Linked DNA regions of Homo sapiens: all the other regions are linked to region 1. Evidence: chromatin contacts called from ENCODE Hi-C or POLR2A ChIA-PET data. All regions are on one chromosome and are shown on one strand. Each heading gives the region's core, a stretch centred on a gene start or an enhancer-like site at or near the end of the contact. The rest is flanking DNA. Distances are from core to core; before and after follow the strand shown.

Evidence for each region. Hi-C counts contacts between places; a loop is a spot of excess contacts on that map. ChIA-PET counts read pairs that join two places held with the same protein, here RNA polymerase II (POLR2A). Pooled maps may share reads with other maps.
Region 2: POLR2A ChIA-PET joins it to region 1 with 11 read pairs in activated T-cell. The contact joins two enhancer-like sites. A Hi-C loop is called at or near these places in 9 of 168 maps with a recorded cell type or tissue (CD14-positive monocyte, GM12878, IMR-90 and 6 more), 27 of 37 single-sample maps with no recorded cell type and 13 of 50 pooled maps. POLR2A ChIA-PET finds 5 or more read pairs at or near these places in 6 of 52 experiments (AG04450, GM12878, OCI-LY7 and 3 more).
Region 3: a map of heart left ventricle shows a loop between it and region 1 (7-fold over the local background). The contact joins two enhancer-like sites. A Hi-C loop is called at or near these places in 2 of 168 maps with a recorded cell type or tissue (endothelial cell of hepatic sinusoid and heart left ventricle) and 1 of 50 pooled maps. POLR2A ChIA-PET finds 5 or more read pairs at or near these places in 2 of 52 experiments (H1 and activated T-cell).

The regions. Positions count from the first base shown.
Region 1 is chr4:1,838,123-1,841,234 of GRCh38, reverse strand. All of the region lies in intron 3 of LETM1 (leucine zipper and EF-hand containing transmembrane protein 1), which reads left to right. Among named protein-coding and RNA genes, the nearest start is that of LETM1, 16 kb to the left of the region's middle. Within about 2 kb of position 1,739, at least 2 of the 41 ENCODE cell types and tissues checked have a DNase peak (open chromatin) inside an H3K27ac peak, as active enhancers do.
Region 2 is chr4:1,906,511-1,909,623 of GRCh38, reverse strand. All of the region lies in intron 3 of NSD2 (nuclear receptor binding SET domain protein 2), which reads right to left. Among named protein-coding and RNA genes, the nearest start is that of NSD2, 37 kb to the right of the region's middle. Within about 2 kb of position 1,668, at least 2 of the 41 ENCODE cell types and tissues checked have a DNase peak (open chromatin) inside an H3K27ac peak, as active enhancers do.
Region 3 is chr4:1,766,605-1,769,406 of GRCh38, reverse strand. No RefSeq gene overlaps it. Among named protein-coding and RNA genes, the nearest start is that of FGFR3, 25 kb to the left of the region's middle. RefSeq lists enhancers at 170-735, 736-1,301, 2,380-2,802. Within about 2 kb of position 1,391, at least 4 of the 41 ENCODE cell types and tissues checked have a DNase peak (open chromatin) inside an H3K27ac peak, as active enhancers do.

The DNA of each region.
Region 1 (3,112 bases), core at 490-2,989:
TATCTGGGACCACAGGCATGTGCCACCACACCTGGCTAATTGTTTTTTATAGATCCAGGGTCCCACTTTGTTGCCCAGGCTGGTCTCAAGCTCCTGGGCTTAAATGATCCTCCCACCTCAGCCTCCTAAAGTGTTGGGATTACAGGTGTGAGCCACCGTGCTGGGCCGTGCCCAAATTCTTTTCACTCTATAGATTGCTTGAAAAATATTTTTAGTGCTTGCTTTCTGTTTGGTAGAGAATAAAAATCGGTAAAACCTATTGCCTAGGAAAAACTTGGTTTACCTGTGTATTTCCTCTACCCTCCACCACAACAGTCATCAACATAGAAGACCACGCAGCAGACACCAGCTGGGTGTCCTCTGATTTAGTTCTGATACTGTCTACCCAGAGATAACATCAGATCCCACAGGGTGAGGGCTCTGTCCCCAAGGTGCCCCCTACCAGTCTCAAGTCCAGGCCTCTCGGAACTTCTGACAGACTGGCTTCAAGTTAGGTTCCCACCACCCCCGCTTCGTTTTTTTTTTATTATTATTATTTTTATATTTATTTGTTTATTTATTTATTTTTTGAGATGGAGTCTCACTGTCGCCCAGGCTGGAGTGCAGTGGTGCGATCTCGGCTCGCTGCAGGCTCCGCCCCCCGGGGTCCACACCATTCTCCTGCCTCAGCCTCCCGAGTAGCTGGCACTACAGGCACCCGCCACCACGCCCGGCTAATTTTTTGTATTTTTAGTAGAGACGGGGTTTCACCGTGTTAGCCAGAATGGTCTTGATCTCCTGACCTCATGATCTGCCCACCTCGGCCTCCCAAAGTGCTGGGATTACAGGCGTGAACCACCGCGCCCAACCTTATTTTTTGAGGCAGAGTCTCACTCTGTTGCCCAGGCCTGAGTGCAGTGGCACAATCTCGGCTCACTGCAACCTCCGCCTCCTGGGTTCAAGTGATTCTCCTGCCTCAGCCACCTGAGTAGCTGGGACTACAGGCATATACCATCACACCCGGCTAATGTTTGTATTTTTAGTAGAGAGGGGTTTCACCGCGTTGGCCAGGCTGCTCTCGAACTCCTGGCCTCAAGTGATCCACCTGCCTTGGCCTCGCAAAGTGCTGGGATTATAGGCGTGGGCCACTGTGCCTGGCCCCCTCTTTGTTTTTAAATTGTTTTGTTTTTGTGGGTACATAGTAGGTATACGTATTTATGGGCTACATGAGGTGTGACACCCACCCCCACCCCTTTGGGTTTGATTAATTTGCTGGAGCGGCTCACAGAACTTAGAGAAACACTTAAATTTATCAGTTTACTATAAAGCATAGTGCAAAGGATGCAGGTCAAGAGACCGTAAGGCAAGGTATGTACGGGGAAGGGGCATGGATCTTCCATGCTTCCCAGGGTGCAACCCCCGGTGAACCTCTACCGTGTTCAGCTTTCTGGAAGCTCCTTGAACCCAGTCCTCTTGGGCATTCCTTCCCTCAGGGAATAGGACGGAACCCTCTTTAGGGAGGGTCTTAAAACCCATAGTCAGGAAGTTGGGAAGATTAGTGACCTGCCTTAGGGCAGGTGAAAGGAGGGTAGAGAGGTCAGAGGCCTGCCCCCAAGGCCTGACACACCTAACATTATCACAAGACTGTAACAAGGGCAGTAGAGCCAGGAACCAATACCTGTCATAACTAACCACACCTATGGAAAGGCGCACCTCGCCACTGAATTGAATTGCAACACCGTCTGCTCCTGCTTCAACTCTTTCCCAGCAGCAGTTTTCAGCACACAGCTCCACCCACTCTCGATGCCTTCACCCTCTTGATGCCTTGCCCTGGCTCTCCACTGCTGTTTCCTGGGAGGGGTCTGCATCTGCACAGGTGCACCTCTGCTGCAGGTGCAGGCCCTTTCTGTCTTAACTGCTTCAACGTCTGTCTGGAGGGGCTGCGCGTGTCCCTCTGGGTGAGTTGTTTTTATTTTTGGGATCCGTGCTTCTGACCCCAAGGTTCCACATCTGCCATCTGTGATAGAACCTGCTCGCTCACCAGTGCCCAGGCTCTCGGGGCTCCTGGTTTGTCCTCTGGTGCACCAGCTCCTGCTGTCCTTCACGGTTCTGAAAAGATTCTCCATTTTCTGTCTTTGTTTCAGGGCTGCAATCTAGATGTTTTCTTTCTATTTTATTCATTCTCTTTTCAGCTGAAGTAATCTTGTTTAATGCAGCCACCAAGGTTTTATTTTCAGTGCCTATGTTTTTAACTCTAGAAGCTCAATTAGTTTATTTTAAATTAATTTTTTAATTTAAAAGAGATGGAATCTCACTTCAGAGGGGTAAACCTTGTGTGATGTAGGTGGTGAGCTAGTTTCTTCAGCACAGATATTGTTTGCTTCTGTGAGAGCCATGGGACACCATGGGCCTCAGAGAGTGCAGCCCTATGTGGGAATCGAGTCCACTCTCTCCCAGGTGCAGCCTCATCTCCTGTCTGCTCCATCCTTTCCTCCCAAGAACACCTCATGGTTTCTAGCTCTTGGGGTTTATATTACGTTTTTGTGGCTCTACTATTTATTTACTTATTTTTATTTTTGAGACAGGTTCTCGCTCCCCCACCCAGGCTGGAGTGCAGTTGCAACCTCATGGCTAACCAAAGCCTCAGCCCTCCCGGGCATAAGGGATCCTCCTACCTCAGCCTCCAGTGTAGCTGGGACCACAGACGCACGCTGTCATGCCAGGCTAATTTTTAAATTTTTCGTAGAGACTGGGTCTCACTATATTGCCAAGGTTGGTCTCAAACTCCTGACCTCAAGCAGTCCTGCTGCCTCGGCCTCCCAAAGTGCTGGGAGGCCTTCCTTTTTAAAGATAATCCTGGCCGGGCGCAGTGGCTCACACCTGTAATCCCAGAACTTTGGGAGGCCGAGGCGGGCCGATCATGAGGTCAAGAGATCGAGACCATCCTGGCCAACACGGTGAAACCCTGTCTCTACTAAAAATACAAAAATTAGCCGGTCGTGGTGGCGGGCGCGTGTAATCCCAACTACTCAGGAGGCTGAGGCAGGAGAATCACTTGAACTCGGGAGGCAGAGGTTGCAGTGAGCCGAGATCGCGCCCACTGCACTGTATCCTGGAGACAGAGTGAGACTCC
Region 2 (3,113 bases), core at 419-2,918, 68 kb before region 1:
ATAGAAAAATATAAAAGTACTGGCTTCACAGGACCCATGCTCAGCCCACTCCACGGCAGGAGCTATCTCTTCTTCACATCCCTGTCCTTCCAAAACAACGACACTCACCACTCACTGTCTCATTCTCATCATGGGGTGCTGCAGGCCAAGTGTTGGAGAATCAAAAATGGACCCAAGAGCTCCACTTGGAGCAAGGGCTCAGCACTGCTTGGAGACCTACTGCACAGAGTTTCCCTTGCAAACTCTGTCTCCCAGAGCAATGAACACAACCAGCGACCAGACCTGGGCTCCTACATACTATTCTGTACTCAAAGAACCTAGGCCTTCTCTGAGAAACGGCTGATGCTAGGGTTGGGGGGGGTGGTGGGAAAAACAGTACAAGATGAGCCTGGAACATCTTGTTGTACCAGAACGTAAAGAGGTGCTCAAGGGCTGACGGGGACATGTCAAAGGCATACAACTTAAAGGAACTTAATAGAACTCCCACTGGTCAAATTTGGGACAATGTGAGGATTTAAGAAAATAAGAACTAAAATATATAACTCTTTTTTTTTTAGGGAGGAGCTCATTTTCATAGAAAAATGACAACTAAAATGTAGAAAGTGCAATAATAGCCAGTTACCATTTAACAAGTCCATGATGAATCATCAAGGACTGCTAAAGCCGTGGCTGCTGGGGACAGGTATGGTGGCTCACACTTGTAATCCCAACAATTTGGGAGGCCAAGGCAGGAAGAAGATGACCTGAGCCCAGGAGTTTGAGCCTGGAGTGAGCTATGATTGTGCCACTGTACTCTAGCCTGGACAGAGCAACAGAGCCAAGACCCTATCTCAAAACAACAACAACAAAAGCTACACTGTTGGGACAGACTACAAGCACAGCCCACAGGTCCCTCATTAGTGACAATGGGGACCTGTGCCTTTCCACAGAGAGCTCTGGTGGTCATCGCCTACCAGGGGTGGGTCAGCTGACACATAAGCTCCTCCTGATGTGGTCTGACTAGCACTCTGTCCTTCCCTCACTTCTCTTTGTTCTGCTCACTTCCTTTGACCCCTTTTCTTTTAAGATTATCTGAATCTCCTTTCAGTTGGAGGGTTATCTACCCAGGCTTGACTCCTTCTGAACTGCTTTTCAAATGTACAGTATCTTTTATACTCTAATGCCTTCACACACACAAAAAAGTATATTATCAGTCTTCTGAAGTAGGTTTGCTTGTGCCTCCTACTCTACATCCCACAATAATTCCTAGAGAAGCCGACTGCTGAGGTGAGGCAGGCCACTGCCCAGCCTATGCTGGTGCAGGACACTCCCTTCTTCTGTACACAGATCTTTAGTAAAGGGCCAAAGCTACCTTTCAAGGTTCCAACTGTGAGATCCAACCTGGCCTTTCTGACCTAGGTCTGATCATGAGAAAGCTAAAGCAGTCATGAGGAATTGGGGATTGGGAGTGCTGTTCTAGACTAGCAGAAGCTAAAGAGGCACAACCACCAGATGCCGAGTATGCATCTCAACCCTGAAGTACAGAAAAAGACAGGTAGGGGCCTGCTGGGGACACGCCCTACACCTGCTCTTAGCACAGCAACAGATCTTGTTACTGATGTGATGTTTCCCGAAATGCGGCTGGTGCTGAGTCAATAAGGAAACTGTCCTTGTTCTGACGTATTTGGGGGTAACAGTGCCACGAAAGCTACCAGCCATCATGCAACAAAAGAGATGGAGGCTAGGCACAGTGACTCATGCCTGTAATCCCATTGGGAGGCCAAGGTGGGTGGATCACAAGGTCAAGAGATCAAGATCATCCTGGCCAACATGGTGAAACCCCATTTGTACTAAAAATACAAAAATTAGCTGGGTGTGGTGGCGTGCACCTGTAGTCCCACCTACTTGGGAGACTGAGGCAGGAGAATTGCTTGAACCCAGGAGGCAGAGGTTGCCAAAATCGTGCCACTGCACTCCAGCCTGGCAACAGAGTGAGACTGTGTCACAAAAAAAAAAAAAAAAAAAAAAAGAGATTCAACAGGTAGAACAAGATGTTTCAAGGTGGAGAATCTAGATGAGGGGATAGGTGTCTGCTGTGCTGTTTTACTTTGACTTGAAAGTTTTTAAAATAGATTAAAAAAATAGATCAAATATTTCACACATACACAAAAAAAGCTAGAATCCAAGTATACCCATTTGGCATTATGTTTTGAAAACTGAGGGAATACCTGAGGACATGAAAACACTTAAAAACAGATACAAAAGTATTAAAATTAACCAAACACTAGGTGGCTGCAGGGTTAATAACTGGTCAAACATGAAGGTTTTCAGGAAGCAGCTATAGAAGAAACCAGGGGAATGGGAGTTGAAACAATAAAAACTCAGGTTTTAAAAGTAAAAGTGAGGATAATGACAATTGCTAATACGAGCATCCGGTGGTCACTGCATTAAGACCTTTCCATGAAGGTGATGGTATCATCTTCCTCATTTTCATATACAGGGAAACTGAAGCTTAGCGAGATTAAGTTCATTATCAAGATCAGCCAGCTAACTAGACCCTGGCAGGCTGATTCCTGAGTCCCAGCCTCAACCGCAGAGAGTAACACAACGGTGCCATAAGCACAAGAGTGAAAGCACTTAGCCACAGTGCAAGGTCCCGGAGTCAAGCAAAGAAAGAGAGATGAGGCCGGGCACGGTGGCTCACGCCTGTAATCCCAGCACTTTGGGAGGCCGAGGTGGGCAGATCACTTGAGGTCAGAGGTTTGAGACCAGCCTGGCCAATATGGTGAAACCCCATCTCTACTAAAAATACAAAAATTAGCCAGGCATAGTGGCACACACCTATAATCCCAGCTACTCAGGAAGCTGAGACACAAGAATTCCTTGAACCCAGGAAGCAGAGGTTGCAGTGAGCTGAGATCGCGCCAGTGCACTCTAGCCTGGGAGACAGAGTGAAACTGTGTCTCAAAAAAAAAAAAAAAAAAAAAAAAGAGAGAGAGAGAGAAGTAAAAATGGCAGTATATCTGAATGTCAGAGAAGCTGTTGCAGACTACAGGAATTACTTAACTCCAAGGCAGGGAAAAGATGCAATGATATATAAGTTGGGCTGCGGCACTGTGGCTCATTTCTGTAAT
Region 3 (2,802 bases), core at 142-2,641, 71 kb after region 1:
CCAGAGGCAAGGGGGTCAGAGCTGGCCAAAAACTCCTCCAACCAGCAAAGACGGGGCTCCTGAGCTCAGGGTCATCACCGTGGGGCCTAGGACAGAGGACTCTGGCAGGCGGGACCCACAGAGCCTCTGCCCTGGGCACTGATAGGCTCCAACGGGTGCCCCCTAGAGCCAAGGCCGCCCCCTGAAGCCCCACAGGCCCCACACCTGCCTGAACTGGTCCTGAACTATCTGGGCACAGGGTGGGGGCATCAGGAGACACGGGGCTGTGGGCATGTGGGGGGCAGAGGGGGCCCGCCGATACAGCCCTCCGGGGACTCACTGCAGCCCACCCACACATGCGCTGGGGCAACAGCACCTGTTAGGTGCCCACCTGGTGCCCACCTGCCTAGCCCTGCTGGCCTGCTTGGCCCCACACTCCTCCCAGAACGCAACCCGTGTGGGTGCCAGGCCTGTGGGTGGGGGGCAGGGGACTGTCAATGTTTTACCACCAAACTTCAGAGGCCAACGTGACTCTGGGTGGCAACAGGAATGGGGCCCCCAGCCGGCCCCCCACAGGCCTGCCTGGGTCAGGTTTGGCCACATTTTTTCTCTTGGGAGAGGGCTTGTTGCTTCCTCTGGTGAAGATGTTTACTCTCCTGAGGCCGGGGCGCCTGCTGGGGTGCCTGTGCCTGTGTGTGCCTGCGTGTGCATGTGTGCACGTGTCCCTGTGGCTGGGTTGCTGGAAGCGGGTCCTGGGCGGCAGCGAGGGTCGAGCTGCGCTTGGGGCCAGCATGAGCAGGAAAAGACGGAGGATTAGAGAGGGAAGCCCGGCCCAGGCCATCCCCTGTGGACCGCAGGGCCAGCCACACGCGTGTGGTCCAGGCCAAGACCCCTGCCCTAGGCCCCTGCAGGGCTGGGCAGATGTGCAGAGCCCCTGGGCTCCTGGGCCAGCAATTACCCTAAATAGGCGGCCCTGGAGACGGCGGGGCCAGGTGAGAACGGGCGAGTACACCCTTGGTGTTGGGGCTGAGGTCAAGTTCCCCCTCCACACCTGCTGTAGGGTGACCTTGGGCTGCCTCACTGCACCTCATTTTCCCACCTGTAAAATGAGGGTAATAACAACACCTTTTTGTAATGTAATCTGGGTCAGGTGTCCCGGGATAGGGCCGGGCGTTCAGACAGCGCTCCGCATATGTGAGAGGGCCGGAGCTCTGTCTGGGAACAGCGACATCTCATGAGCAGCCTCCCCTCTGGCCCCAGAGCCCAGAAACTACTTTGAGAGAAAAGGATGAGGCCAGGTGGGGGGTGGGGAAGGGGTGCTAACCTGCCTATGGAACCTTGGAGCCAGGGCTTCCAGGAGGACGGGAGGCGTGCAGGGACCCAGCGACCTGGGGCTGAGCTCAGGAAACTCCCGCTGGCTGCCGGGAGGAGGCGGTGCTGGGGTTGCGAAGAAGGGCTGGAAGCCGGGGCCTGGGGTGGGGGTGGAAGGCGGGGTGGGCCGGGGTGGGGGCGGCGGCCGTGACCTAGCGGGGGCACCACCCCTCCCACCTGGAGAACACCCTTGGGTCTCTCCGAAGGGCACGACGGTACGGGCCGCCCCAGCTCTGCACAAAGGGCAGCTCCGGGCCGCTGCTGGCGGAGCGGGGTCGGGAGCGGGGCGCGGGGCGCGGGGCGGGGGGCTCCGGCCGGCGCGGGCGTGGCGGGCGGAAGGGGCTCCCCGGGCGCCGCTCAAAGGCCGCTAATGTTCGCTAATCCCGGCCTTTCAGGCGGCTGCGGCCCGAGCTGTTGGCCCAACAACAGGCGGCTGAAAGGGGAGCGCGGGGCGCTGGGGGCCGCTGCCCCCGCCGGCCCCGCCCCCGACCCGGCGGCCTCGCGCCCGGGACCCCAGCCCTCGGCGCCCGGAGGGTCCGCGCGCGCCTCCCGGTGGGGACACCGAGGCCGGGAGCGGCCGGGCGAGCGGGGCAGAGCGGAGGGGGGAAGGAGGGAGAGGGAGGGGGAGGAGGGGAGGGAGGGGCAGGAGGGGAGGGAGGGGCAGGAGGGGAGGGAGGGGCAGGAGGGGAGGGAGGGAGGAGGGGAGACCCGCCCCCTCAGGCTGCGCCGTGGTTCCCAGGCCGGGAGGGGCGCGGGGGCCCCCTGGTCGCAGACGGGCCGGGCCCCTCTGGAGCGTGACCCCGGCTTTCAGCGCCGCCCCTGGCCCGGCCCCAGCGCCTCGTTAGGGATTTAATTAAGGAGCCGCCGGGGATTTGCATAATCTCCGAGCCGCGCGGGGAGCCCCGGAGGCGGGCGGGCGGAGGGGGCGGTGGGGCCGGGCGCGCCTCTGGGCTTGGGTCTCCCAGTCGGGGCCGCAGGGGCCGGAGCAGACGAGGGACCACCGCGGGCAGGAAGCACCCTTTGTGCCACCGCCGGCCCTGGAACTCCCCGTCGGAGCCGGAGGGTCCCCTCCACGGCCGACTGGCCTCGCGGACCCAGCTGGACGGGACAGGGCTCCCCGGGGGGCCGCGCTCACCCCACCCCCCCTTCCCCCGGCAAACAGCAAAGGCAAACATTCCAGCCGCGCCCGCCGGAGCCAGGAGGGTGAGGGCAGGCGGCCGACCCCTGCCAGTGGCAGGACATCCCCCTACAGCCCTGGTCTGAAGAGGGCAGGGACCAGGCTCTGGCTGGAGCTTCTGTGCTGACCCCTGAGGCGGGGATGGCCGGAGACCCGTCCTCGGACCCTGGACTGGAGAGGAGGTGGGGGAGGGGCCTCGGGCGACCTGCTGAAGGGCCCTGTGGCTGTGGCTGAGCGCGGGTCACTAAGGCCCGAACTGGGTGGGTGAACCCTGC